Linked DNA regions of Mus musculus: region 1 is linked to region 2. Evidence: chromatin loops called from intact Hi-C (ENCODE). Cell type or tissue: left cerebral cortex. All regions are shown on one strand. Links, peaks and the distances in the headings refer to the core of each region. The heading gives the core; the rest is flanking DNA. Region 1 holds the start of Sap18 (Sin3-associated polypeptide 18). Region 2 has its middle 15 kb from the start of Xpo4.

Evidence for each region. A loop is a pair of places that touch in the nucleus more often than their neighbours do. Peaks named below come from ENCODE experiments on the same cell type or tissue, not always from the same donor. Only the 100,000 strongest peaks of a DNase experiment are listed, where the experiment ranks them.
Region 1: a loop joins it to region 2, with 5 times the contacts of the local background. A loop is called at or near these places in 21 of 42 quality-filtered maps.

What each region holds. Positions count from the first base shown.
Region 1 is chr14:57,787,972-57,803,271 of GRCm38, reverse strand. Sap18 (Sin3-associated polypeptide 18) reads right to left here and starts at 5,083. Exons shown (of 4, transcript NM_009119.3): 1 at 4,918-5,083; 2 at 4,675-4,784; 3 at 1,656-1,778; 4 at 1-1,350. The coding sequence starts at 5,046. The coding sequence ends at 1,194. It overlaps Mir3077 (microRNA 3077), which reads right to left and starts at 4,848; the gene lies at 4,785-4,848. In left cerebral cortex, for the core only: CTCF peaks have their summits at 5,102, 5,660 and 6,409 (motif pointing left); DNase peaks (open chromatin) are centred at 4,363, 4,638 and 5,119; H3K4me3 peaks cover 2,753 bases; H3K27ac peaks cover 1,466 bases.
Region 2 is chr14:57,672,788-57,688,087 of GRCm38, reverse strand. No RefSeq gene overlaps it. Among named protein-coding and RNA genes, the nearest start is that of Xpo4, 15 kb to the right of the region's middle. In left cerebral cortex, for the core only: CTCF peaks have their summits at 7,771 (motif pointing right), 7,975 (motif pointing left) and 12,376; a DNase peak (open chromatin) is centred at 7,961.

The DNA.
Region 1 (15,300 bases), core at 2,536-10,535, 120 kb before region 2:
TTCTTAACCACCTTCGTGGTGGAAACTATAGTCATGTATTAAGATTGGGGTTTGCAATCGTATAGAATTCAATAAAGCAGGGCCAGTTGTTCCTAATGCCCATCATGAGCTAACCAAGCAGCCACACCTTTAGCAGCCACAGGAATCAGTCACTGCAGCTCAGTTGTGCAGGTTTTGTGAGACATGCTTAGCAGTGTGGCTCAGCTGTCCCACATAAGCTAGGAATAGAAATGCGTATCAAAGAGTAACTACTTAGTAGCTTTTCCCTCTCACTCGCCCTCCCTTCAGGTGCATGTGCCAGCATGCACATTACACATCTAATAGGAAACAATGACTTCGGGCTCAGCCATCCCATTTACTCTGTAACTACTACTCTAAAGTCTACTGCAAATGTTTAGCTTTCATAGTTCTCCAGTGAGGTCTCCAGCACTCAACAGGCTGTATTTCCATTCTCGGCTCAAGGTAAGCCTCCCTCATAGCCTAGTTTGGATTCATTTCCTCCCTTCACTTGGTGCCCAGAGGCAAAAAGGGGGTCAGATCCCTTAGGACTGGAGCTGTGAGCCATCATACAGATATTGGGAACAGACCTGGGTCCTCTGCAAGAACAAGTGTTCTTAGCCGGGCGTGGTGGCGGATTTTTGAGTTCGAGGCCAGCCTGGTCTACAAAGTGAGTTCCAGGACAGCCAGGGCTACACAGAGAAACTCTGTCTCCGGGAAAAAAAAAAAAAGAAAAGAACAAGTGTTCTTAACCTCTGAGCCATCTCTCCAGCCCTTGCCACCTACTTTTTCGATCATCTAATGCCACAAACATATTCACCACTTTATACAACCCCATGGCTTTCTTATTTTGCCTCTTTAGGGCTTAAAATGCCCTCTACTGCTGAATAAACCCCTACATTATCAGGTGAGACTCAAGCCTCCATTAACTTTTACACCTGGGCTGATTGAACACATGTATTTCACAATACAGCTTTATACAGAATGCTAAGAGCACTTTTCTTCATATTTTACATAAGGGCTTAAAACATATGGACTTTAATATACCAAAGTACATCCAACTCTAATTCCTAAATAAATGTGTTACAATTTGTTGAAAATTTAAAGGCTTAATGGCAAAGTCCGGGGGAAGAAAGGATTAAGTAAGTTTATTTTACAAACTGGCTGAAAAATAACTTCAAGAAAGTCAATAGACTTCAGTAGGGTCTCATCCTCCCTGACGAAGGCGGCGCCCGATTTGGAGGCGTGATGGCTATGTCCAGATAATCCCCTATTTGGAACTTCTGTGACTGCAGGGTCATGGAGTCATCAGTGCCCTTCCTGCCAGACATGGTGCTGCCAATCTCCTTAACTCTGCAGAAAAGAAAGCCAACGGTTAGTGGACTAGAACTGTATCAACAGAACGGTGCAGACTACAGGGGTGATGTATCTCCAGAATTCAAGTGAAGCCAGATCTGAATATAAGCCTATAGCTACCACTACTGTCACTAAAGACAGACACGAAAGGCATTATCCCAAAGCCAGGCATGGTGACATGTGCTTATAATTCCAACACAGCTGCATCTTATCAGAAAGAGAATATATATGTGTGTTGCTGGGGAGGGGACCTGATTTGCAAAATGCAGAAATAACAGGAATTAAAATAACAAGTCACCTACCGATATCCAGGTCTTTTAAGATCCATAAAAACAATTGCAAAATTGAAGTGTGTGCCCTTCTTTCTGGCTTCTGGGTAGACTTCCTTCACTAAACTAGTCAGTTCTTTCAAGGTTGCATCCATCCTGAATTTTTTGAAGAGATAATTATGATGAATATTAGTATAACAAGGACATTAAAAACAGCAAGTTGTGCATCCAATGAGTCATTCGTAGTCCAGTGCTGCACACTATATGATGGCAAGATGGCCTGGCAGGGAAGTCAGTTTGCTGTACAATCCTGGCAACCTGTGTCAACCCAAATAAGGGTCAAAAGGAGAGAACCAACTTCCACAGTTGTCTTCTGACCTCCACAAATCAAGCATCTCATGGAATGTGTGCACGCGCGCGCACACACACACACACCCCTAATAATAACAAAGAAAAAATTGCCTTGAATATTTCCTGAGCTGTCCTCCATGGGGGAAAACAACATCAATAAAATAAAAATCCTGCTACAAGGGCTTAAGGCTAAGGCCTTGTTCTGAGACTACATAACATCATCTGGCTCAGCCATCTACTTATCTGCAAGTAACCAGTACAAATTATTCAACTACACAAAATAACTATTTTCTAAGATACACAATCTCCCATACATTACAGCATCTGAAAGTGGAGTGCATCCTAGAACCAGTGTGCTACAACAGCATCTTCCTAAGTATATGTAATTTCTTGTTCTCTCATAGAATCTTAATGATGGAGGCAAGGCAAGATGGCTGCTTAGCGGGCAAAAGTGCTTGCTGACAGGCTGACAACCTTAGTTTGATCCTTGGAACCCACGTGATGTAAAGAGAACTGCCTTCCAAACCTGTGCTCTGACCTCCACACATGTGCTACGACACTCCCATACGCCACACATACACAAAATAAATCTGCCAGTGGGACGGCTCAGCAGGTAGTCACTTACTACATAAGCTGGCTGTCCCAAGTTCAATCCCCAGAACTCTCAAGTAAATGTGGATAGAAAAATATTCCAAAAGATGTCCTCTGACATAAAAGCTGTAGCACTTACACAATGCACCTATAACACAAAAATAACCAAAAAAAAATTTTTTTTTAAAATAAAGGAATCCTAAAGCCAAGAACATGAAATGTTAAGACAAACTGCAGGCCCCTTTTACAACTTAAGCCATTATTAAATTAAAAATACTTATCTGAACTCAGAACTAAATACAGTCCCTTGTGCTAATACAGCACAATCCAGGGCAAGGTAACTGAAAATGTAAACATGGCAGCAACAGTCAGTTTAGTTCATCTTTACACTGCTTTTGCCAACAAAGAGGTAAGTGAAAGGCAAAGTTGAAATAGCATTCTGTGCACTGGAACAAACGGCAGAACCCTAGAGAGACACTTCAGAATGACAACCCTGATGGAACGGTACCAAGGAGAGAGCTAAAGAACGCCCTGCAGTGTTACTGTGAACGTTACAAATCTCCACATCGCCGTACTCAATGCATGGAGGGAAAATACCCAGAAGGACCACACTGTCCCCCGTTTTCTGCGCCAGGTATTTATTTCTCCATGTTCCTGTAACAGAACTCAGTCTTTCAGACGGAGGGACACTGTCACTCTTGCAGAAGAACTGAGTTCAACTCCCGCACCAACAGAGCAGCTCACAGCCATTTCTAACTCCAGTCCCAGAGATCTGATACCCACTTGTGACCTCAGTAGGCACCAGGCATTTATGCGGGGCACACACATACATGAAGGTAAACACACATATACATAAAAAACAAATTACAATTTGGAAGATATAATATCGAAACTGACACAAACTATACATACACCAGTGTGCATAGTTCAAGTAAAATCTTATTTTTTCATAACTGTATGTAGTTCACTGTGTAATAAAATAAGTTATAAAACTTCAGACAACTGTTACCTTCTTATGTATTTTTGCAACTAAATTTTACCTGGCCAGAATTCATACTCTATTCTGCAATTAACTCCGAAATTTTATATATCGTTCCTAGTGAACTTCAATGCTGGCATAAACTCTGATTTTCTTTTGAGGCAATTTTTAAAAATTAAACAAGCTTTTACAGTCTGAGTGCCCTAGCAGAAGAAGGGTAAGCTTTATAGCAGAAAGTCTCAAGAGCATATGCTGAAAGGTGTGTACAGTAAACACTACATTTTTAAAGTGAAAAACTTGATTATTCCAAGATTTTGATATCCATGTGGTTCTGGAACAATCTCTACAGATAACAGAGAGATAACCCTCTTTAGAAAGCTGGGCTCACGGAATAGAAAAGCAGCACTTAAGCAAAGTCCGGGCAAGCTGGAAAATTCATTTGTTGGGGGACACGGAATTTTAGTATGTGGAGAGTGGCTTAAATTCAGCCGCTACTCAGTAGTTTTCCCTTATAAATTCAATCACTAGCTCGTGTTTTGGATGGGGGTGGGGGGATGGGGGGTTGTTTGTCTGTTTTCCCGAGAAAGGGACTCTTTTGTGGTGTATCTTACCACCGCAACAAAAATGTATTAAAATTCGCCTTTGCTGCTTTTCCAAAGCTATTACAGTGTCAACCTGACACAATCCAAAGGACAAGCCTGTAACGGTCCTAGCTGCGTGGGTCCTGAGCAAGGCAGGTACTCGGAGATGAAACACTTGGGACAGCCGTCCTCACCGTGCAAACACCAAACGCTTTGACACCAAGGGCCGGGGCAGAAAGGGCTCGGTGTTGATGGTGCTTTTTAATATCTTGGTGCTGCGTGGCTCGAGGCTTCCCATTGCCTCCACTCTGCGAACACGGTTCACTCAACAGCCATCTCCCTCCCCGTCCTCTACCATCTTATCCTACCGCACCGTAAGCTACCTACGTATCCTTTTGTACCGGGCGGCCACACGGCGAGAGCGACGCCGGTCAGTTCACTCTGACCTAACGTTTCATCCCCACTCCCGAAAGGCGTCACACGGCGGGCGAGCCCGCCCTGGCTGTCCCCGAGGACGCAGCCCGCCAGGCCCGGGTCCCGCGCGGCTCACCAGGTGTAGATCTGCAGCTCGCTCGAAGGCACGTTCCCGCGGGAGAACTCGTCCATTCGGTGGTGGCGGCCGTTGTTGGTGGTGAAGACCCGCAGCAGGAGCGGGCAGGTCTGCGGAGAAGCAGGGAGTCAGCCTCGGGCGCGCCATTTGGCCTGCCCGCCCACCCGTCCGCAGGCCGCGCCCGCCCTCCCGCCAGCTCGCCGCTGCTGCCACCTCTGCCCCGCAGCCGCCCGCAACCCGCACCTTCTCGCGGTCGATCGGCTTCTCCGGCTCCTTCTTAATTTCCTCCTGGGTAACGCGCGACTCCACCGCCATCTTCCTCCTTCGGCCCGGGAGACGCTCGCCCTGACCTCCGACCCCTGCGGCGAGCATGAGCTAGTCGTCTCTCGCGAGGAAAGGCACGAGGTTTTATAGGAAACGAGTGGCAAGGCGGGGCATCGCATGGCGCAGGCGTATTTCCGTATGTGTGGGTGCACACGCACGCACGCGCGCGCGTACGTGTTGCCTTGGGGAGAGGGGTGGGGCACACGCATGCGCAGTGCTCTACAGGCGTCTTGATCGTTCTTAGTTGTTTTCTTACGTGCTCACTGCCCAGGTCAGCTTAACGTAATATTTTCATGCGTAGTGATGAAAATGTGTAGCGATCACGAAAAACTTAAGAAAATTCACATGACATGTAAAAATATGAACCAGGTAGTCATAGTGATGATAAACCGACTGAACTGGTTAATATGGACCCCCAGTGCAGAAAGGTACTGCAAGGCCAGCGAAATGATACCTTTTCTGTAGATGATGGGGTAAAGCTGTCTGTTTAGGGGCTATGAATGAAATAGGCTCTTTTTATGTCACGCAAAATTCAAGAGAGGCAAATCCAGCGGCATGGTGATGCATACCTTCACCTGGTCTTCAGAGTGTCAGGACAGTCAGGGCTATGTGGAGAGAGCCTGTTTCAAAACAAAAACTACAAAAGTATCAGTGAGAAAGACTGATTGAAAAAACCTTCATGCCGGCCAGTGGTGGCGCACTCCTTTAATCCCAGTACTTGGGAGGCAGAGGCAGGCTGACTTCTGCATTTGAGGCCAGCCTGGTCTACAGAGTGAGTTCCAGGACAGTCAGGGCTACACAGAGAAACCCTGTCTCAGAAAAAGAAAGAAAGAAAGAAAGAAAGAAAGAAAGAAAGAAAGAAAGAGAGAGAGAGAGAGAGAGAGAGAGAGAGAGAGAAAGAAGGAAAGATAGAAAGGAAGGAAGGAAGGAAGAAAGAAACCTTCACAATATGCTATAGATACTAAAACATAAACCCCATAGCTCCATTTTAAAGCAGTTGCTTTAAAAATGAAATCTAGACAGTAAGCATGTAAGGTTCGGAATGTCACTGCTAACCCAGAGAGTTCGTTAAAGATCTGGTGACTGCTTTTAATAGATTGCTTTACAAACAAATCGGATGTAGTATATCTGCAAAAATTAGACACTGCCAGTAGCAGCTGTTGGCCTTGGCACTTCTGAACTCCGGTGAGAAGGCAAGCTGGCACACACTTTGGATTCTTTAGGGTTCCTTGCTAGTCATCCTCTAGTCCTTACAACCCCTTCTTGCTGATAGACTCTAGAGAAAATCTTTGCTAGGAGTATATCCAGAGACATTATGAGAATGCTCTTCACTTGAGGTTCTTACAGAGGACCAGGCTACAATTCAAAACACCTGTAACTCCAGTTCCAGAGGCTCTGATGTCCTCTTCTGGCTTCCTTTGGGCACTGCATGCATGTGGTGCACAGACATGAAAACAGTCAAAACACCCATACACACAGCATAAAAATAAACAGATTTAAGAGGATGTAGAATGCTCATAACTTCAGACAGAAGCTGCTCCTGTAGCGAGGACAAGCCAGGCCTTACTAAATCCTCTATCTAGGACCTCCTTCCCTAAACTGCTGTGCTCCTAGTCGTTAACAGACCCAAGGCAGGGTGGGACAACACAACTTGCTAAATCTCTGCCTAAATTCCTGTCTTGTACCTTCACTATCTGCTAAATTCAGAGGTCCTCCGCCTTGTAGACACCTCTACTTCTACATCTTTATTATAAGCTGCTTTCCTTACTTCTGGGACGACTGCTGGATCCCCATCATACCGCTGCATCCTCTGCCAAGTGGCCAGATTACCAATCCATCACAGGACACCTCTCTGCCAAATCTGGAGTTTTCATTACTTAAAATATTAGCCATAAGGTGGATCTCTGTGGGTTTGAAGCCAGCCTGGTCTGCAGAGTGAGTTCCAGAATAGCCAGGACTATGAAGACCTGTCTCGAAGAAACACACACACACACACACACACACACACAGAGAGAGAGAGAGAGAGAGAGAGAGAGAGAGAGAGAGAGAGTCAGAGACACAGAGACAGAGAACAAAAGAAAGAAAACAGAAAAAAAAACCCACCAACAACAAAATCCACACCAATGAATTGATAAAAAGAAAAAAAAAGTAAAAAAAAGTTAGGATGTCATTCATTTTGTAGAGTTCTTGCTTAGCATACTCAAGGCCCTAGATTTGATCTCCAGCAATTCAAAAACTAAGCATAGTTGCATATGCCTTTATTCCTTTATCTCCACATTTGGGTGATAGGAAGATAAAGAGTTCAAGTCATCTTTGACTACAAAGTAAATTTGAGGCTAAAATAAATATAAGACACTGCTTCAGAACACAGGAGGGAAGAAGAACTACTCCAAGGGATGTAGTGGCTATTCCTGGTTGTCAACTTGACTATATTTGGAATGAACTACAATCCAGAATTGGACAACTCACCTGTGATCCTAATCTGGAGGCAGAGAGATACAAGTTTCTGACCTAGATTTTGTCATGGAAATCTTGAGATATAATGACTATGAATCCCAGAAGATTAAGAAAGGGAGATCTCTGAGTTCAAAGTCATCTGGGACAAAGAAAGTCCCAGATCCAGGCATGGTGGCACACACCTTTAATCTGGGCCACACATCCTGCTGGAGACCTACATAAGGACATTGGAAGAAAGAAGATTTACTCTCTCTCTCTCTCTCTCTCTCTCTCTCTCCTTCACCTGCTTGCTTTGTGGGACTGAGCAACTGCTAGATCTTTGGACTTCCATTTACAGCTGCTGCTGACCATTGTTGGGAGTTGGACTACAGACTGTAAGTCATCAACTAATTCCCTAACTATATAGAGACTACCAATAAGTTCTGTGACTCTAGAGAACCCTGACTAATACAGAAATTGGTACCAGCATAGTGAAGTATTCCTGTGACAACCTGACCATGTTTTGAGGAGGACTGTGGAAGGACTTTGGAACTTTCAGCTAGAAGAGCCATTGGGATGCTAAGAGCTCTGTGGGGTGTTCTGTAGGAGCTTTAAAGATAATGTTGAGAACGGTGCAGAAGATGGAGGCCTGGCTTGTGAAAATTCAGAGGGAAGATTAAGGACTTATTAGGGCCATTGCTGTTTTTAATGTGAAGATTCTGTGGTTTGGGTTAGCTGGGGCTGAAGAATCAGCTGTGATTAACAAGATACCAAAACGACTACAGCAAAACCTTTGCATTACTAGGACTATTGATGCTGGTTAGCTGGAGCTAAGAAATTAGTGGTGATTAAGAAGAGACCATCATCATTAAGGTGACATCTTCTGGGAAGTGTTTTTTGAGAGCACAAAGAGGCTGTGTTCCAGAGATAGCCAAGGTTGTACTGCATGCTGCAGCAGGAATTGGTAATGTGTAAGAGTCACCCAGGTGGTACTGGTTTTGAAGGCATGAAGGGGTCATGCAGAGCAGCTGAGGCTCGGCACGGTGAGAGGCCATGGAAGGCCATTGGTGAAGGTACAGCCTCAGTTGCAATGGATGGCCCAGGACTGAAGGGGTCATGCAAAGGAGTTGAGGTTTGGCACCATGACCTAGGAGAGGCTATTGGTGAAGCCAAGTTTCAGCAGAAGACGGCAGTATTTTAGAGATGCCAGTACCATGAATGACCACCAAGAACAGCAGCAGCAGTGGAGTACAGTCATCTGGAGCCTAGAAGACAAGGTGTGTGCTACAAAGGGCAGGGCTGGAGAAGTGACCCAGGCCCTTGGAGGAGCCCTGAACATTAGTTGCCCAGACATTGGATGGTTGGAGTTTGATTTTTATTTTGATTGTGACTGTGTCCTGATATTTTTCCCTCTTGAAGGAAGAAAGTATTTTAGTGGAACCCACAGTTAAGAGACTTTTAATTGTAAAAAGACATTGAATTTTAAAAGATATTCTATATTTTAAAGGGATTGAAATTTTAATAATTTGCAAAGACTGTGGGACTTTTAAAGTTGTTTAGATCTTGAGGATGAATAAGAAACTAAGGGTTGAGGCTTACTAGTGTTGTGTTTGTGTGTCAAGTTGACAAGGGGTCAATTGTACTGGATGGTTTTGTGTCAACTTGACACAAACTGGAGTTATCACAGAGAAAGGAGCCTCCCTTGAGGAAATGCCTCCATGAGATCCAGCTGTAAGGCATTTTCTCAATTAGTGATCAAGGGGGTGGTGCCATCCCTGGCCTGGTAGCTCTGGGTTCTATAAGAAAGCAAGCTGAGCAAGCCAGGGGAAGCAAGCCAGTAAGTAACATCCTTCCATGGCCTTTGTATCAACTCCTGCTTCCTGACCTGCTTGAGTTCCAGTCCTGACTTCCTTTGGTGATGAACAGCAATGTGGAAGTGTAAGCTGAATAAACCCTTTCCTCCCCAACTTGTTTCTTGGTCATGATGTTTGTGCAGAAATAGAAACCCTGACTAAGACAAGGGACAACAGCTAAATGACTTTACTAAATACAAGTAACAGGCAAACAGACACACCTACATGAGCAGAAAAGGGACCTTTTGAGACAAGGTGTTGCCATGTAGCAGCGGGTGGCCTAGAGCTTTCAGTGACCATCCTGTCCTTTAAATGGGGCATAATGGGCCATCCTAATAGGAATATGGAAGACCTTGTTGCCGAGTTTGATTTGAACTGTGCAGACCTGGCCCGAGAGGGTTCAGTGGAGAAGAATTTCAGACTGTGGCCTAGAGACTGTTCCTGTGGTGTTTTGCTGAGGAATATTTCTGCCCTTTTCTGAAGGCTCTACCTGAGGCTAAGGTAAAGAGATTTATATTAATTGCATTGACAAAGGAAGTGTCAAAAAAAAAGCCCAGCAGACACTTTTTTCTCTGGTTAAGTCTTATGAAGAGTGTTTTGAACAAGCATAGCAAGTTTAGAAAGGAAAAACTATAAAATATATGGTTCAATTATTAAAGGGGCACCAGCAAGTGAATTGAAAAATAAAAGGACTGAGACAATTGATGTTGGTTAGCTGGAGCAAAGAAATTAGTGGTGATTAAGAAGAGATCAGCATCACTGAAGTGAAATCTTCTAGGCATTGTTTTCTGAGAGCACAAAGAAGCAGTGTTCCAGAGATAGCCAAGCTTGTATCTCATGATACAGCTGGACTTAGTAATGTGTAAGTGTCACCCAGGTGGTACTGGTTTTGAAGGCATGAAGGTTATGAAGAGCAGATGAGGCTTGGCACTGTGAGAGTTCATAGAAGGTCATTGGTGAAGGTGCAGCTTCAGTTGCAGTTGACAGCCCAGGACTGAAGGGGTCATGCAAAGGATTTGAGGCTTGGCACCATGAAGAGAGCCTATGAAAGGCTATTGGTGAAGTCTAGTTGCAGCAGAAGACTTCATGTATTGGAGATGCCAGCACCTACCATGGCATGATCACCAAGAACTGCAGCAGCAGTAGAGTGGATCAACCTGAGCTTAGAGTGCTACAGGGGGCAGAGCTGAAGAAGTGACCCAAGTCCTTTGAAGGAGCCCAGAAGATCATGTGTGGATCCCAGACACTGAAACAAGAAGCTGTAACATTGAAGCTGCCTTGGAGACCCTGAGATTTTCAAGATGCCACAGCCATATCTCCTGAGGAATGCTGCTAACATGGAGTGGAACTCGCCCAGGAAAAGAAGATTGTTGCAGTCAACAAAGATGAAAAAGGAGTTGGAGATCTGAATACTGCTTTGACATCAGACATGGAGATGCAAAGTTTGGAGTTTACCCAGCTTGTTTCCTGTGTGGATTTGGGGATTACAGTTAAGTGATTGGATGGATCTCAGAAGAGACTTTGAACATTGGACTTTTAACACTGTTGAGATTGCTATAAGCTATGGGGATTTTGGAAGTTTGGAAGTTAGACTAAATGTACTTTATTATTATTATTATTATTATTATGCTATGGGTAGGTATGGCCCCTATAGACTCATGTGTTTGAACAAGCCTATGGGGGCCAGGGAGTGGAATGTGATGGTTTGTATTTGCCCAGGGAGTGATACTATTTGGAGGTGTGGCCTTGTTGGAGTAGATGTGTCCTTGTGGGTGTGGGCTTTAAGACCCTCATCCTAGCTGCCTGGAAGCCAGTATTGTGCTGGCAGCCTTCAGATGAAGCTGTAGAACTCTCAGCTCCTCCTGCACCATGCCTGCCTGGACACTGCCATGTTCTCACCTTGATGATAATGGACTGTACCTCTGAACCTGTAAGCCAGCCCCAATTAAATGTTGTCCTTTATAAAAGTTGCCTTGGTCATGGTGTCTGTTCACAGCAGTAGAACCCTAGCTAAGACACATAGACACTTGTTTATGGTGATGGAACTGCTCTGTTCTGCCCCAGAATGATGGTTTCTATATCATCATACATTTTCCAGGCCAGTAGAATACATAAAGCCCAGAGAGACCCTAAAGTAGACTATGGACTTGGATAAAGATAGCACTGTGTGGAGGTAGCTGTGTAACCAATGTGGCCTTCTTGGGGACATAATAACAGAGCAGGTCTAGAGGCGTGGCCATGGCTGGAGTAGGGAGGGAATGTAGAAAAGTCAGATTGCACAGACACAGCAAGCAGGGGTTGGGTGGTCTGCATTCTCTGCTAGAAAAAAAAACACAGCACCCAGAAGCTCGGGGTGTTTATAAAGTTGAACAAGAAGACAGGGTTATTGCGTACAGCTGAACAAGAAGGCGGGGTTTGCGGTGTACAGCTGCATCAAGGAGACAGATTTAGCCAGCCTTGGTAGGAGCAGGCTCTGGAGAGAGAGCAGTCCATAAGTATCTGGGCAGGGAAAACTATGGTTAGACATTTTTGGCACACACTGCAAATGCTTTTGCCTTTGGTCCTCCAAAGAAAGCTCTGCCATTTGCCTCTGGGCTTCACCCAGGAGGAAGAGTTTGCCAGGCCTCCATGGATCTGTGGCTCTGGGCTCCCTGACAGGGCCATGAGTGTTTCAACAACCAACTCTCACTCAGGACGTGACTCACCAGACCCCGGCCCTGCTGCAGGCCATCCTGGCTGAGTTCCTCCGTTTATTTTTGTTTATTATTACTTGATATATTTTTGTTTATTACTGATGGAAGTATCATGCAATTCAATTGACCTAGGTTTTTTTTTCACCCCTAAGTTCCTTTTGTATCACTTTAATTCATTGAAAAAATATTTTAAGATTTTTTTTTTTTTTAAAAATGGTCTCTGGTTATGTGTGAGTGTATACCAGAGGGGTGCAGGTCCTCGAAGGAGCTAGAAGAGGGCGTCAGGCCATTGGTGCTGGAGGTGCAGTTAGGACTCACTCCACTGGGGCCTAGGAGCCCACCTCAGCGACTCTGGAAAGCAGGGAGATCTTGTCACCTCTGGGCCATCTCTTCACTCTTTTCTTGCATAATTTTTTGATGAAGCAAGGATGGTGGGACAAGCCTGTGATACCATGTTCAGAGAGCTGCACCAGGAGGACTGTCACAAGTTCAAGATGACATAGGAACTCCCAGGACTGCCAGGGAAACAAAAACGAGAGAGACAGAGAGGGAGAGAGAGAGAATCTCTACAATTTTATGAGAAGCCTGGTAGTTTGTTTGTCAGGCAGGGTTTTTGCTTCCTTTTTTTTTTTTTTTTTATTTATTTATTTTTTTTTTATTTGTCGGGCAGTGGTGGCGCACGCCCTTTAATCCCAGCACTCGGGAGGCAGAGGCAGGCAGATTTCTGAGTTTGAGGCCAGTCTGGTCTACAGAGTGAGTTCCAGGACAGCCAGGGCTACACAGAGAAACCCTGTCTCGAAAAACCATGTATACAGCATTCTGCCTGTATCATGTATACAGCGTTCTGCCTGCATGTACATCTGCAGGCCAGACGAAGGCATCGGATCTCATTATAGATTGTTGTGAACCACCATGTGGCTGCTGGGATTTGAACTCAGAACCTCTGGAAAAGCAGTCAGTGCTCTTAACCGCTGAGCCATCTCTCCAGCCCCCTTCCCCAACCCACCCCCCAGAGTTCTCAGCAGACAGACTTGCAGATTGCAGCCTGCCCAAATGTCCCTCAGCAGCCTTCCTCTCTTCCCTGAACCTGCTGCAAATTGGTTATTAGATTAAAAAAACAAGAACAGATTTAAGTCTGATCTTTTGGGGAGAAGCTTGTTGCGGTGTTGGGTGCACATTGGCAGGTCGTGTCTACCCGCCTTCTCCTGTGGGTACTGATGCCCCACAGCTGGCCTTGCATAGACAAGCAACACACAATCCTAGTGGTCTTGCTCTTTTTGCCTCACCTATCGGCAGGATCACCTGCTGTCGTTGCCAGTGTGGACCGCAGGAGAGTAGTGTGGAGGTGGCATGATAGGAGGCCCTTGAGTCACGCTCTGCAGCCTCTGCCTTTGAAAAACTTCAAGGAATCTGGTCAACGACTTAGGGTTTCTCTCAGGAAGGTTGTTTCAAAGCTGGGGCCTGTTGTCTGCTTTCCACACTGAGATATAGTTATGTGTTCCTAGACGGGCTCTAACCATGACCAGCCATGTGATGAGCTGAGGCCCAGGGACCCTCCCCAGAGCTGAGCTCAGGCCAGCACCAGGCCTTTGAACCTAAAACAACGAGCTATATAAACTGCTCCTCACAGCAGCCTTCCCCAGCCACTCTGCCATGGTGATGAAGTGTCCACCATCACACACACCAGGAGCACACTGTGGGAAGACAGAACAGATACTGATCTCAACCTCTGATCAAAAGTCCCCAGTGACATCTGGTGGCATCCAGTGATCTCGGTATCATTGTCTTTAACAGCAACATTAACTTGCTGACCTAAGCATTTTTAAATTTTATTAATTTTATGTATGTGAGTACACTGTAGCTGTCTTCAGACACTCCAGAAGAGGGCATTCAATCCCATTACAGATGGTTGTGAGCCACCATGTGATTGCTGGGAATTGAACTCAGGTCCTTTGGAAGAGCAATCAGTGCTCTTACCTGCTGAGCCATCTCTCCAGCCCCAATTTAAACATTTTTAATGTGTTTATTTGGCCAATAGACACTTTCAGCTTTATCCCAGAACTTCTTGACATCACCTTAAATCTCTCTCAACTTCCCTGCTACTGCACAAGAAGAAATTCCAGCTCATTCCTCCTGCTTGGCCCAAGCTCTCCTGTCAAAGAGAAAAGCACAGGAGAGCACAGGGCAAGGCCAGCCAGATTCAGATTGTCATTCTGAGCGCCATGATGGGCACTGGCTCATCATCATATAGCAAGCTATATCAGGTTAGATAATGGGCAATCTCTCTCTCTCTCTCTCCCTCTCTCTCTCTCTCTCTCTCTCTCTCTCTCTCTCTCTCTCTTTCTCTCTCTCTGTGTGTGTGTGTGTGTGTTTCACTAAGTTTCACTAAGGCTGTCTGAGACGATTTGGGTCACAAGTTGAAGACTGTGCCAACAAAGCAAGACTCTGTGAAAGATTGTGAGATGCATCTCTGTTCACCTTCGTTATCCTCCAAGGAAACTCCCTGGTTCCAAGGACACAGCCTCTTTCTCAGAGAGGAGCCCAGCCTGCTCACCTCCCATGGGCCCTCCTCTGCCTTGGGCATACCTCCATGTTCAAGGCGCTGGGACCTCTCAGCAGCCACTTCTCCTTTTACCAAAATGCTTAGAGGCAGCCTCTGCAAGGCTGCTTGGCTACACTATTGTTTTTGTTTTCCAAGAGTATTTTGTTGTTAATTTTTCCGTGTATTTATTAATGTGTGTGCAAGGGTGCTATGGTGTGCTCGTAGAAATGAGAAACAAGCTTTCCAGAGTGGGGGGGGGGGCATGTAGAGGAAAAGGGAGAGGGAGAAGAGGGTCAGTTTTCTCCTCCCTGTCTGTTCTGGAACTCAAACTCACATTATCAGGTGTATTACTTCTCTAGTGCTATGATAAAACAACCAAAGCAACTGAAGGGAGAAAGCATTTATTTGGGGTTATGGTGAGGGATAAGAGCTCACCATGGCAGAGAAACATGGTGGCGAGAGGCAGGCATGGAGGCAGGAGAAGCAGGGGAACACTGTAACCATAAGCAAGAAGCCTGATGCCTTCTTGTGTGTTCATGCATGATCCATGTGTGTTCATACATGATTCATGTTTGTTCATACATGATCACATTGTCTTTCAGTTAAACTGGTTCCTTTTATGATCAAGTGTGTTTAAATTTTCCTTTTTTTTTTTTTGAAACAAACGCCTAGGTAAGTATTGGAATCTATACAGTCCAGGCAGGTCTTGTGGCCATTCTCCTGTCTCAGCCTCTTAAGTGCTGAGATTACAGGTTTGTGCCATCATATCCAACTAAAA
Region 2 (15,300 bases), core at 4,845-12,844:
AAGTGAGTTTCAGGACAGCCAGGACTGTACAGAGAAACCCTGTCTCGAAAAACCAAAAAAAAAAAAAAAAAAAAAAGTTGCCTTGATCATGGTATCTGTTCACAGCAGTAAAACCCTAAGACACTTTTAATTTATTTTTTGATGTTTAATGTTGTATATCCTCGGTATTAATCTAGTGTAGTTGGCAAGGATTTCTTTCCCCATCCTGTAGCCAGACTATCTTAGTTATCTTCCGTTGTGATGAAACGCTTTGATCAGGGCAGCTTATAGAGGAAAGAGTTTATTAGGGCTTGCAGTTCCGAGGAGTGGAACCTTGGTCACAGGAGTGGGATGCTGAGGAGTCCCAGCTTGAGCTGCAAGCCTGAAACAGAACGCCTTCCAAATGGCCTTGCCTGAAAGAGCCCATCTTTAGTGACATTCCTCCTCCAGCAACCATACCTCAGACTCTCAAACACTACAAGCTGGGGACGGAGCACTCAGGTGCCTGGAACACCTAAGACAGCCTTCCTGTGCTCCATGAAGATCCTTGACAGAGACTGACGGCTTTGTGCCTTTTTAGCACTCAGAGCTGTCAGCCTTCAGACCCAGGTTCTTCAACTTTTTGAAATGTACTGCTATAGTTTACCGGTTTCTTTCTTTTCTTTTTTCTTTTCTTTTCTTTTCCTTTCTCTTCTCTTCTCTTCTCTTCTCTTCTCTTCTCTTCTCTTCTCTTCTCCTCTTCTTTTCTTTTCTTTCTTTTTTCTTTTTTTCTTTTTTTGATAGAGGGTTTCTTTGTGTAGCCCTGGCTGTCCTGGAACTCACTCTGTAGACCAGGCTGGCCTTGAACTCTTGGAGATCCATCTGCTGCTGATGTCCGAGACTTTAAAGTGTGCCCCCACAGCCAGACTATTTTCTTTGACCTTTATTCTGTGTTTTTAGTGCTTGTTCCCGGAACAGTGGATTTACTAGACATCTTCCACTGTTCTTATATTTATACCTGTGTGTCAGGAAAACAAAAGTGATTTTCTCGTTTGTTCTTACCCCAGATCTGTCGACACAGGAGATGTCTGTGACCTTGGAAGGTAGAGTTCCATAATGCATCTTTGGCTTTGATGAGTTTGTTTAGTAGTGCCTATCAGGTTTATTATGAGGGATATTACAAAACATGCAGATACGCCAACACTGACAGAAGGTATGGGAGGGGAGGGCCTTTAGAGGTTTTACGAGGATTTCGTTCCATAGATATATGTATTTATGAGGTTTTTATTGCTGGGATAAAGATATGACCAGAAGCAGCTTGGGAAACGCAAGGCAGGAGGAGCCTAGAGGTGGGAAGCAGAGCAGCAAGCATGAAGGGATGCTGGCGTGGTCTCCATGGCTCACGAGCCTGCTTTCTTTTGTTTTTAAACAGGGTCTCACAGTATAGCTTCTGCTGAGCTGAAACTCCCTGTCTAGGCCAGGCTGTCCTTGAACTCAGATACCCCTGCCTCTGCTTCCCAAGGGCTGAGACTAAAGGCTTTGCCACCACACTAGGCATTCAGCTGCTTTCTTAGACACACAAGGACTACCCACCTCGGGGTAACACCACATCCTGGAGTGCTGGGCTCTCCGATATAAATCATCAACCAAGAAAATGCCCTATAGACTAGTCTATAAGCCAATCTGATGGACGCGTTTTCTCAATTGAGGCTTCTCTTCCCAGAGGACTCAAGCTTATGTCAGGTTGATTAAAAAAACAACAACAACAACAACAAAAACTAACCAGGATGGCATGAGCGATTCCTGGCCACAGAGGTCAATGTATGCCTCAGTGCCTCTCTCTTCCCCAGAGCTGAGAAGACAGAGCTGAAAAGTCCCAACCTTCTAATCTGCCTTGGTCTTTGACATGCGACCAGCCCACATCCTCTGCCTAGGAGCTGTCACGAACGAATGAACTGTTAATAGACAGAGCGGGATGTCTTGCTTCAATTAGTGCAGGGGTTTGGGGAGTTGTACTGGCTAGAGCTGTGTCATTAGGAAGTCACTGTTAGATGTATTAGTTATATGTCTCACTACTGTGATCATGACGGAGAAGGCGAGGTGGCAGGGGTGTGAGGTACCCTCCACAGGAGGGAGGAAGAGACTAGACAGGAAGTGTCCCCCTATAAAACTTCAAGTGTCCACAACCTCCCCACACAATGCCACCAGCTGGGGAACGTGTGAACCTGTGTGGGACATTTTATAATGCAAGCTACAATTAAAATCGTGTGTTTCAGAATAATCACAACAGCGTGCCGTCCCTGGCTCTTTTTATATCACGTTCTGGAAGATTCCCTTGACTTTATCATTCAGGGGTTGTACTGGCTGGTTTTGTGTCAACTTGACACAGGCTGGGATTATCACAGAGAAAGGAGCTTCAGGTGTGAGGAAATGCCTCCACGAGATCCAGCTGTGGAGCATTTTCTCAATTAGTGATCAAGGGGGAAAGCCATTATAGGTGATTCGATCCCTGGGCTGGTAGTCCTGGGTTCTATAAGAAAGCAAGCAAGCTGAGCAAGCCAGGGGAAGCAAGTCAGTAAGTAACATCCCTCCATGGCCTCTGCCTCAGCTCCTGCTTCCTGACCTGCTTGAGTTCCAGTCCTGACTTCCTTTGGTGATGAATAGCAGTATGGAGGTGTAAGCTAAATAAACCCTTTCCTCCCCAACTTGCTTCTTGGTCGTGATGTTTGTGCAGGAATAGAACCCCTAAGGGTTGTATTAGACTTTTGTTTGAGGGATAGGCATTTTGTTGTTGTTGTTGTTGTTCCTTACAGGTCATTCTCGTTCGCTAATCCATTCACTTTTGTCTCATCCCTTTATTGCTTGTCTGTCTCTCCCTGGGATTATTATTTCCAAGGTGTTCTCTACTTCTTCCACAGTTGTGTCTCCTTCCTCTAAGTTCTTTCTAAAAGCTTTGCATTGCTTTATTTCGTTTTCCCACTTTCATCTGAGGTCTCCTCACACGACTCTATCTTACTTGCTTGAAATAATGGCATGACTAAGATATGATTCATGTATTACAAAATCCACTTGTTTAAAAGTGTCCAGTTCTGTAGGTCACATCTGTAATGCACTTCAGAGACTTAGGCAGGAAGGTCATGAATTGGAGGCTAACCTGAGCAATAGTGTGAAAAAAAAAATCTTGTCTCAATAAAACAAAACAGGGGGCCAGAGAGTTGGCTCAATTAAGAGCACTGACTGCTTTTCCAGACAACCTTGGTTCCCCCCACCCCTTCACAAAAAACGGCTCCAGCATGTATGGAGGTTTACAATAGTTTGTAATTCCAGTTCCAGAAGATCCACTGCCCTCTTCTGGCCTCAAAAGGTACTGCATGCAGGTGATGCACAGACATACCATGCACCATGGGCCAACACCCATGCACACAAAATAATTTTAAAAAATTAAAACACAGCCATGGAAAGAAAGAAAAAACTATACAATTTGGTAGGTTTTAGCATATGTCTGTAGCTGCATAATGACCATAATTTTACCTCTGTTCCTTCACTCCCCTCTATGGACCACCTCAGAGGAGGCTAAGAGTCTATTCTACCTTTGGTCTCTATGGATCTGCCTCTTCTAGACAATTTTATCAATAACCTTAAGTACTATGTGACCTATTGTGTCTGGCTTCTTTCACTTACAAACATGTTTTCCAGGTTTATCCACACTGTAGCCCCTGCCCTCACTTCATTGCTATGCCCCGCTTTATTTGTGCAGTCAGTCACCAGTTGGTGGACTCTTGGATGGTTTCCACTGCGGGTCTTCTGTAACTAGTGCTGCTTGTGAGCCGTCTTTATTTAGCTGTGTTTTCATTTCTCTGGAGGGTACCCTGAGTGTGACATTGCTAGATCAAATGGTAAGCATGTGTTTAAGTTTTTGAGGAATTGGCAAACTGTTTTCCCAAAGCAAGGAACCAGCCTCCATCCCAGGAATGCAGGACAGCACGGTGTTCTCTCAACCTGCACTGACACTCTTCTTATCTGCCTTCTTTCCTTAAGCCGTAAGTGGCTTGGGAGTGTTTCTTCATTGTGGTTCTGATGTGCATTTCCTTAAGGACTAATGATATTAAGCTACTTTTCACGGGCTTATTGGTTTTATATCTTTAATGAGAAAATGTCTCCAAATCCTTCACCTTTAAATCTAACTTTATTTTGCTCATGGCTTATGAGAGGGGTTTATATGTTCTCTGTACAAGTGCCTTATCACGAATATGGTTTTCAAGTATTATTTCCCATTCCCGGGACATTTTGGTTTTCCAGTTCTTTGATATTGTTTATGTGTTGGCTGTTCTGCACATATATGTGCACATATATGTGCACATGTATGTGCAGTGCCCACAGCGGCTGGACAAGGGCACTGAATCCTCTGCGACTGGGATTGTGGATGGTTGGCAACTACCTTGTGTGTGTTGGGAACTGAACCTCAGTCTTTTGGAAAGGCAGCCAGTGCTCTCAACCACTGAGGTGTGAGGTTTTGTCTTTTACTGTCTGTTATAATGCTAAGTGTGGGCCCCCAAGACCTGAGTCTCCATGTAGCCCCTATGACCCTGCCCCCAAGGTAATTCTGATTGGTGAATAATGATGCCAACTGAGTCAATAGCTGCGCAGAAGAGATATAGGTGGGGTTTAGGTTTTGTGGGCTTGGGGGCAGAGGAGGACCTCGAGGGAAAAGGATGTGCAGGAGAGGAAAAGGAGAAGCTGCCTTGTGTTAAGCGTCAAGAAGCGTGGCCCCAAGGGCTGGCCAATCGGAGCTAAGAGCCGCCCAGGTGAAACAGCAATAACTTGGGGTTCTCCATAGGAAATAGATTCTAACAGCGTGGAGGGCAGGCAGCTGCCCAGCTCTTGTGTTAAGGCTTATTGTAAAGAGAAAGGCTGAGAGTGTGTTTTTTTTTAATCTGGGAATTCAATAATCAAAAATGGGGTAGAAACCCCTGGCCGAGACTTAAACACTGAGGCGTCCTTCCTGCCCTAATGTTCAGTGTCTTTTTGCTTCCTTTTCTTTTCTCTTTTCTATTTTTCCCTTTCTTTCCTTTTCTTTTTACTGTCTTGTCCTATCCTGTCCTGTCCTTCCTTCCCTCCCTCCTTCCGTCTTTGGAGATAAAAATTAACCTGTGTAGCCCTTGGTGTCCTGGCCTCAAACTCAGAAGTCCACCTGCCTCTGCCTCTGCCCCCCAAGTGCTGGGACAAAAGGAATGCGCTACCACCAGCCGGCTTAATTTTTAATTTTTGAGGGTTTTTGTTTTTGTTTTTTTTATTTTGGTTTTGGGGGTTTGGAGCCAGAGTTTCTCTATGTAGCCCTGGCTGTCCTAGAACTCACTCACAACAGGCTGGTGTTGAACTCAAGAGATTCGTTTGCATCTGCCTCCCAAATGCTGGGATTAAAGGTGAGTGTCCCCACTATCCAGCTTGATTTCCAGTTTCTAAGAGGTGTCTTCTCAAGAATAAATATTTTCAATTTTGATGGTGGATATTTTTCTTTGCAATACTGGCTCTATGACTAAACCATGTTCCCATTTTCTGAGGTAAGACCCCTCGCAGCCCAGGCAGCCTTCAGTCTGATCCTCCTAAGCTGGGATTAAAGCTGTGCATGCCAGGATGTGTCTAATAACTGATTTCTTCAGTTGCTTGTTCTTGGTGCTGTGCCTAAGAAGCTTGTACTTAATCCAACATCAGGAAAACAGCACTCCTATATTTTTCTCCAAGTATTTTCTAATTTAACCCCAACTGTTGGGCAGATCTGTGATCCATTTTGAATATTTACGGGGTGAGGAGGCTCTAATTTCATAAGCTTGAGCTGACCAGAGCTATTTGTCCAAAAGACTATTTTCTTTTAACTTTTGCTGTAGATATTTTGTTTGTTTGTTTGTTTGTTTGTTTGGAAACAAGGTTTCTCTGTGTAGCCCTGGCTGTCCTGGAACTCACTCCGTAGACCAGGCTGGCCTCGAACTCAGAAATTCACCTGCCTCTGCCTCCCGAGTGCTGGGATTAAAGGCGTGCACCACCACGCCCGGCGCTGTGGACATTTTTAATCCCAATCCAGGGTTTCTACCCCGCTTTTGACCAGTTATTTCCTGATAAAAGATATACACAACCTTAGACTCAACAACTTTTTATTGAATTTTTGTGATTTTCCCATCATGCACCCCAACCCCACTCATCTCCCGGTCCCTGTGTATCTGTCCCCTGCCCTTATAATAAATAGGGAAATAAAATAAAATAGAATAAACAAACCTTGTCGTGGACGCTGCAGTGTGCCACAGTGTCACATGGTACATACGTCTGTCCACACTTCTTGTATGTGTTCACTGCAGAGTCACTGCAGAGTCACTGGTCTCTTTTGAGGCCTCTGGCTTCTGCTATACCTTAACACTGTCAAGTCTCGAATTGAGGGTCCAGAAATAAGCATCTGAATTGATAGCCTATTTATTTATTTATTTATTTATTTATTTATACAGCGCATGAACCCCTCGGCTTCGCTTGCTCTCCCATCTCTCCATCACACTTTCATCCATCCCAGTGGCACCGGCAGCAGGGTGTCACTGTCCTGGCTTCCACGGACTATTATTTTTAAAGTTTTCATTAGCAATATTAATTATATGTAATAATGGGTTTAATTATAACACTTTCATGGTGCATATAATGTATTTTTATCATGTTTACCTCTATTAACGCTTCTTTTTAAACAGGAAAGATTAAAAATAACAGAAAATCAATTTACCAGTTCAGAATATTGCTTACTCAACGTTCCACCTGGAACCTTGGATCCTGGCTCCATCTGAAGTACTTAAATAAATAAATAAATAAATAAATAAATAGGCTATCAATTCAGATGTTTATTTCTGGACCCTCAATTGTATATAAGTGTCCTTTTGCCACCTGTTCTTTTTGTCATTGTTTCAGGATTTTTTTTTCGGGGGGGGGGGAGTTGTTTATTATTGTCGATTTGGTATTTGTTTTTGTGTTTTGTTTTTTGTTGTTTGATTGGGGTTTGTTTTGTGTGTGTGTGTGTTGTTTCATTTTTGAGACAAGGTTTCACTCTGTAGTCCTGGCTGACCTGAAATTTACCATATAGAGGATCACCACTCCTATCTGCCTACCTTTTTTTTTTTTTTTTGAGATTGGGTCTCATTACTAGTTCTGGCTGAGGCTGTCCTGGAACCTGTTGTATAAACCAAACTAGGCTTGATTTCTTGGAGATCTGCCTGTCTCTTCTCTATCTACTTCTACTTAAAGCATTAGGTAACCCAGAGGCTCCACTTGAAGTCTGTGTTTTTAATCACACTCTGTTTAGATTTTGAGACAGGGTCCTTCTCTGAGCCTCTGACTTCTATCTGGAAGGATCCTTTTGTGTGTCTACCCTCCTCCATCAAATCCTGGGGCTGTAGGCTCATACCAAGGTGCCTGCCTTTCTACATGGATGCAAGGACCCTAACTTAGGTCCTTATTCCTATGCATCAAGTGCTTTACTAAGCCATCTTCACAGCCCTTACTGTACTCTCCTTTCTTTTTTTTTTTTTAAGATTTATTTATTTATTATTTACATGAGTACACTGTGGCTGTCTTCAGAAACACCAGACGAGGACATCAGATCCCAGATGGTTGAAAGCCACCATGTGGTTGCTAGGAATTGAACTAAGGACCTCTGGAAGATCAGTCAGCGCTCCTAACCGCTGAGCCATCTCTCTAGCCCCTTACTGTACTCTTTTTTTTTTTTTTTTAAGATTTATTATTATACATAAGTACACTGTAGCTGTTTTCAGATGCACCAGGAGAGGGCGTCAGATCTGTACTCTTAAAAAACAAACAAACAAAAAAAACCCTTTCCTTTTCCTGGATTTCATCCTCCCTTATCCAGTCAATTCATTGTTAAAGCCAGGGTGGGAAGTGGGAGGGTATTTGAGTTCTAGTGACTTGCCCAATAGGAAATGAAGCATCCAGAGTTAGTTCTTTCTAGAAATTGCTGGGAGTGGGCGCCACCTGGTGGCCAAGTCTATGTAATGAGGCAAATGCTTAGGGCTGCTGGACTGAAGTAATTTACAAAGTATCAAAACTGTTCAGTCAGTACACAGCTTGGTTTTTATTTTTTAGATATTTTCATTAGCATATAGTGACTATACAAAACAATGGGCTTTGGTGGAGCATGTGGCTCACACCTGCCATGTCAGTACTCAGAAAGCTGAGGCAAGAGATGGCTGCAAGTTCAAGTTCAGCCTTGGGGAATCCTGCAGAAGATGGAGAAGAAGGATTATAGGAGCCAGAGAGGTCAAGGACATCAGGAAAAACCTACGGAATCAACTAACCAGGGCCCAAAGGGGCTCTCAGAGACTGGCATGACAACCAGGGAGCCTGCATGGGACTGACCTAGGCCTCTGCACATGTGTAACAGTTGTGCATCTTGGTCTTCATAGGACACTGCTAACAGCAGGGGCAGGTGCTTTCTCTGACTCTACTGCCTAACTTTGGGACCCTTTCCTCCTACTGGGCTGCCTCTCTAGCCTCAATAGGAGAAGATGCACCTCATCTTATTGCAACTTGCTATGCCAGGCTAGTTGATATCAATGGGATGGGGAAGGGGGAAGGACTTGGAGGAGAGGCAACAGTAACCAGAGATTGGAGCACCCACCCAACAAAGACTAGACCAGAGATCGACATCAGGAAATACCTGAAATATCCTAACTCCAGATGCCTAGATCCCAGCGTGAAACCAGGAACATGAAAAGCCAACACAATATGCCTTCACCAAAAGCCAGTAACCCTATTCCAACAGGCCTTAAGAAAAGCACAAGACGGGGGCTGGCGAGATGGCTCAGTGGTTAAGAGCACCGACTGCTCTTCTGAAGGTCCTGAGTTCAAATCCCAGCAACCACGGTGGCTCACAACCATCTGTAACAAGATCTGACTCCCTCTTCTGGAGTGTCTGAGGACCGCTACAGTGAACTTACATATAATAAATAAATCTAAAAAAAGAAATGGCTTTTCTTATTAAAAAAAAAAAAAAAAAGAAAAGCACAAGACAAGGACTTCAAAATAGCAATCATGAATATGTTCAAGGACCTTAAGAGGAATAGATCCCTAGTGAAGTCTCTGAAAAGACAGTTGAATGAAATAAAACAATTCAAGACATAAAAGTTGAATTTAACGAAAAAAAAAAATAGAATCACTAAAGAAAACTGAAACCAGGGCTGGTGAGATGGCTCAGCAAGCCAGTAAGAGCACTGACTGCTTTTCAGAAGGTCCTGAGTTCAAATCCCAGCAACCACATGGTGGCTTACAACCACCCGTAATGAGATCCGATGCCCTCTTCTGATGCATCTGAAGACAGCTACAGTGTACTTATTTATAATAATAAATCTTTGGGACAGAGCAAATGGGGTTGACCAGAGTGAGCAGAGCTCCTAAATTCACTTCCCAACAACCACATGAAGGCTCACAACCATGTACAGTTACAGTATACTCATATACATAAATAAATAATCTTTAAAAAAAAGAAAAGAAAACTGAAACCAAAATAAAACTAGAAATGAAAGATTTAGGAAGTCAAACAAAATGCTCACGAGTAAATCTCACCAATGGACTATAAGATGGAGAGGCCAGGTATAGTAGTGTGTACCTTTAATCCCAGCATTCAGTAGGCAGAGGCAGGTAACTCTCTCTAAACTATAAGCCAGCCTAGTCTACATATGCAGTTCCAGGACAGCCAGGAGCAACATGGAGAAACCCTGTCTCAACAAACAAACAAACAAACAAACAAACAAACGAATTAAATGAGAACACAGCATTTCAAACCTCCCGGGACATAGTGAAGGTGGTCCTAAGAGGTAAACTCATATAGGACTACACCAAAAAAATGAGACAGAGAGCATACTGGTAACTTAGTGACATAGCAGAGAGCTCTTGAACAAGAGATATGCTCAAAAAGAGTAGATGACAATAAATAAACTGGGGCCAAAACCAATGAAATAGAAAGAAGCAAAAAATACAAAACAACACAAAGAGTCAGTGAAACAAAGATTTGGTTTCTTGAGAAGATCAGTAGGACTGACAAACCTTTACTCAAAAGACAGAAGGAGCTGGGAGGTGATGGCGCATGCCTCCTATCTCAGCACCCAGGAGACAGAGGCAGCTGGATCTCTGAGGTCAAGGGCCAGCTTGATCTTACAGAGTGAGTTGTAGGGCACAAGACTCAAATTAATTGAGGTGAAAAGGGGAACCTTATTTCAGATACCAAGGAAATTCAGAAAATTATAAGGACATACTTTAAAAACGTGTATATCACTGTACTGGCTAGTTTTGTGTCAACTTGACACAGCTGGAGTTATCACAGAGAAAGGAGCTTCAGTTGAGGAAATGCCTCCATGAGATCCAACTATAAGGCATTTTCTCAATTAGTGGTCAAGGGGAAAAGGCCCCTTGTGGGTGGGACCATCTCTGGGCTGGTAGTGTTGGGTTCTATAAGAGAGCAGGCTGAGCAAGCCAGGGGAGGCAAGCCAGTAAAGAACATCCCTCCAAGGGCTCTGCATCAGCTCCTGCTGTCTGACCTGCTTGAGTTCCAGTCTGACTTCCTTTGGTGATGAACAGCAGTATAGAGGTATAAGTTGAATAAACCCTTTCCTCCCCAACTGCTTCTTGGTCATGATGTTTTGTTCAGGAATAGAAAACCTGACTAAGACAATCACCAAACTAGAAAAATTAAAAAGAAATGGATATATATATATATTTTAAGGATTTATTTATTATTATATGTAAGTACACTGTAGCTGTCTTCAGACACACCAGAAGAGGGAGTCAGATCTTGTTACGGATGGTTGTGAGCCACCATGTGGTTGCTGGGATTTGAACTCTGGACCTTCGGAAGAGCAATCGGGTGCTCTTACCCACTGAACCATCTCACCAGCCCTGAAATGGATATATTTTGATACAAACTAACCAAAGTTAAATCAATTTAAACAGAACCATAACCTCTAGTGAAATAGAAGCAATAATTGAAAATGTCCCAACCAAAAAAGTCCAGCGTCAGATGGATTCAGCACAGAATACTATCAGATCTTCAAAGAATTAGTTCCAATATTCCTCACACTATCCCACAAAATAGAAACAGAAGGAAGATTACCAACTCTTGTTTACCAAGTCAGCAATACCCTGATACCCAAACCCCACAAAAACTCAAAAATGAAAGAAAACTATAGACCAATATCTCTTATGAACATAGATGTAAAATGCTCAATAAAATACTTGCAAACTGAATTCAAGAACAGATCAAAAAGATTATCCACCATAATTAAGCAGGCTTCATCCCAGGAATGGTTCAATTTATGCAAATCATTAAATGAAATTCAACACATAAACAGACTGAAAGATTACAACTACCTGATCATCTCATTACATGCAGAAAAGGCCAATGACAAAATCTAACACCCGTACATGATAAAATCCTGACAGACTAGGGATACAAGATACATAACTCAATATAATAAAGGCAGGTTACAGTAAGTCCACAGCCAAATCAACCTAAATGAAGAGAAATTCACAGTATTTCTTAAAGGAATAAAAAAGCAGAAGAGGCTCCGAGTGGGGGATGGTGCACGCCTGTCAGTCTAGCATGTAAGATGGGAAGGCAAGAGGACCAGGGGCTCAAGCTCACTCCTAGCTACATGCTGAGTTCCAGGCCAGCTGAGGTTATGTGAAACTGTCAAAACAAAACAAAACAGAACAAAAAATCAACATCAGCTCCCCCCCCCCACACACACACAGATGCAGTGTGGCAGGTGCATGAGAGAGGGGTGGGGGACAAGGGAGGGAGAGACTGAGAGAGGGAGCAGAGAGAGAGGCAGAGAGAGACCAAGAGAGTGCAGCAGCAGAGTGAGGGTATTTGGGGGACAGAGAAGCAGCTAGTTGGTGATAGGCTCACAGGAATGGCCATAATGAAGGGGAACAAATGAGAACAAAGTCTAGTGACAATGAAATATAAATGTCATAATGAAACCCTTTACTTTTTTTCTACAGTGCCCCCCTCCCCCAGTTTTTTCTTCTTATTTGAGACAGGGTTTCTCTGTGTAGTCTGGCTATCCTGGAACTTACTCGGTAGACCAGGCAGGCTTCAAACTCATAGAGATCCACCTGCCTCTGTCTCCCAAGTGCTGGGATTAAAGGCAGGGGCTATTACCATCCAGCCCAGCCCCTGAAACCTTTTTAAAGGTCATCAAAAAATAATGAAATAGGATGTAAAATAATAATAATACAATTAAACAAAAAAATCTGTTCTCTAATGAGATAAACAAGATGGGCAAACCCTTTAGGCAAAGTAATCAAAAGAGAGCAAAAACCAAAAACCATAAAATTAGAGATATTACAACCAGCACCAGGGAAATTCAAACAGCAGAGAATGCTGTTGCTATGCTTTTGCAAGGGAGAGTTGCGTGTATCAAAGGCTATCACATTTCTTGGCATGTTGTTTCCTTGGAAACGGAGGCAGTTAAACAAGCTGCTTGAAAACTGCACTTTTTTTCCTAGTGATTCCTTTTTATGTCTCTATTTTCTTTTTTTTAATATTTTTATTAGATATTTTCCTCATTTACATTTCCAATGCTATCCCAAAAGTCCCCCATACCCTCCCCCCCACTCCCCTACCCACCCACTCCCACTTTTTGGCCCTGGCATTCCCCTCTACTGGGGCATATAAAGTTTGTGTGTCAATGGGCCACTCTCTTTCCAGTGATGGCCGACTAGACCATCTTTTGATACATATGCAGCTAGAGTCAAGAGCTCCAGGGTACTAGTTAGTTCATAATGTTGTTCCACCTATAGGGTTGCAGATCCTTTTAGCTCCTTGGGTACTTTCTCTAGCTCCTCCATTGGGGGCCCTGTGATCCATCTAATAGCTGACTGTGAGCATCCACTTCTGTGTTTGCTAGGCCCCGGCATAGTCTCACAAGAGACAGCTATTTCAAGGTCCTTTCAGCAAAATCTTGCTAGTGTATGCAATGGTGTCAGCGTTTGGAGGCTGATTATGGGATGGATCCCTGGATATGGCAGTCTCTAGATGGTCCATCCTTTTGTCTCAGCTCCAAACTTTGTCTTTGTAACTCCTTCCATGGGTGTTTTGTTCCCAATTCTAAGAAGGGGCAAAGTGTCCACACTTTGGTCTTCGTTCTTCTTGAGTTTCATGTGTTTTGCAAATTATATCTTATATCTTGGGTTATCTAAGTTTCTGGGCTAATATCCACTTATCAGTGAGTACATTTCATTTGAGTTCTTTTTTTTTTTTTTTTTTTTTTTTTGGTTTTTCGAGACAGGGTTTCTCTGTATAGCTCTGGCTGTCCTGGACCTCACTTTGTAGACCAGGCTGGCCTCGAACTCAGAAATCCGCCTGCCTCTGCCTCCCGAGTGCTGGGATTAAAGGCGTGCGCCACCACGCCCGGCGTCATTTGAGTTCTTTTGTGATTGGGTTACCTGACTCAGGATGATGCCCTCCAGGTCCATCCATTTGCCTAGGAATTTCATAAATTCATTCTTTTTAATAGCTGAGTAGTACTCCATTGTGTAAATGTACCACATTTTTTGTATCCATTCCTCTGTTGAGGGGCATCTGGGTTCTTTCCAGCTTCTGGCTATTATAAATAAGGCTGCTACGAACATAGTGGAGCATGTGTCTTTCTTACTAGTTGGAACATCTTCTGGATATATGCCCAGGAGAGGTATTGTGGGATCCTCCAGCATTACTATGTCCAATTCTGAGGAACTGCCAGACTAATTTCCAGAGTGGTTGTACAAGCTTGCAATCCCACCAACAATGGAGGAGTGTTCCTCTTTCTCCACATCCTCTCCAGCATCTGCTGTCACCTGAATTTTTGATCTTAGCCATTCTGACTGGTGTGCGATGGAATCTCAGGGTTGTTTTGATTTGCATTTCCCTGATGATTAAGGATGCTGAACATTTTTTCAGGTGCTTCTCAGCCATTTGGTATTCCTCAGGTGAGAATTCTTTGTTTAGCTCTGAGCCCCATTTTTTAATGGGGTTATTTGATTTTCTGGAGTCCACCTTCTTGAGTTCTTTATATATATTGGATATTAGTCCCCTATCTGATTTAGGATAGGTAAAGATCCTTTCCCAATCTGTTGGTGGCCTTTTTGTCTTATTGACGGTGTCTTTTGCCTTACAGAAGCTTTGCAGTTTCATGAGGTCCCATTTGTCAATTCTCGATCTTACAGCACAAGCCATTGCTGTTCTATTCAGGAATTTTTCCCCTGTACCCATATCTTCGAGGCTTTTCCCTACTTTCTCCTCTATAAGTTTCAGTGTCTCTGGTTTTATGTGGAGTTCCTTGATCCACTTAGATTTGACCTTAGTACAAGGAGATAGGAATGGATCAATTTGCATTCTTCTACATAATAACCACCAGTTGTACCAGCACCATTTGTTGAAAATGCTGTCTTTTTTCCACTGGATGGTTTTAGCTCCCATCAAGTGGAGATCATAATAAAAAAGTTGTCGAAGATCAAGTGACCATAGGAGTGTGGGTTCATTTCTGGGTCTTCAATTCTATTCCATTGGTCTACTTGTTTGTCCCTATACCAGTACCATGTAGTTTTTATCACAATTGCTCTGTAGTAAAGCTTTAGGTCAGGCATGGTGATTCCACCAGAGGTTCTTTTATCCTTGAGAAGAGTTTTTGCTATCCTAGATTTTTTGTTATTCCAGATGAATTTGCAGATTACCCTTTCTAATTCGTTGAAGAATTGAGTTGGAATTTTGATGGGGATTGCATTAAATCTGTAGATTGCTTTTGGCAAGATAGCCATTTTTACAATGTTGATCCTGCCAATCCATGAGCATGGGAGATCTTTCCATCTTCTGAGATCTTCTTTAATTTCTTTCTTCAGAGACTTGAAGTTCTTATCATACAGATCTTTCACTTCCTTAGTTAGAGTCATGCCAAGGTATTTTATATTATTTGTGACTATTGAGAAGGGTGTTGTTTCCCTAATTTCTTTCTCAGCCTGTTTATTCTTTGTGTAGAGAAAGGCCATTGACTTGTTTGAGTTAATTTTATATCCAGCTACTTCACCGAAGCTGTTTATCAGGTTTAGGAGTTCTCTGGTGGAATTCTTAGGGTCACTTATATATACTATCATATCATCTGCAAAAAGTGATATTTTGACTTCTTCTTTTCCAATTTGTATCCCCTTGATCTCCTTTTGTTGTCGAATTGCTCTGGCTAGGACTTCAAGTACAATGTTGAATAGGTAGGGAGAAAGTGGGCAGCCTTGTCTAGTCCCTGATTTTAGTGGGATTGCTTCCAGCTT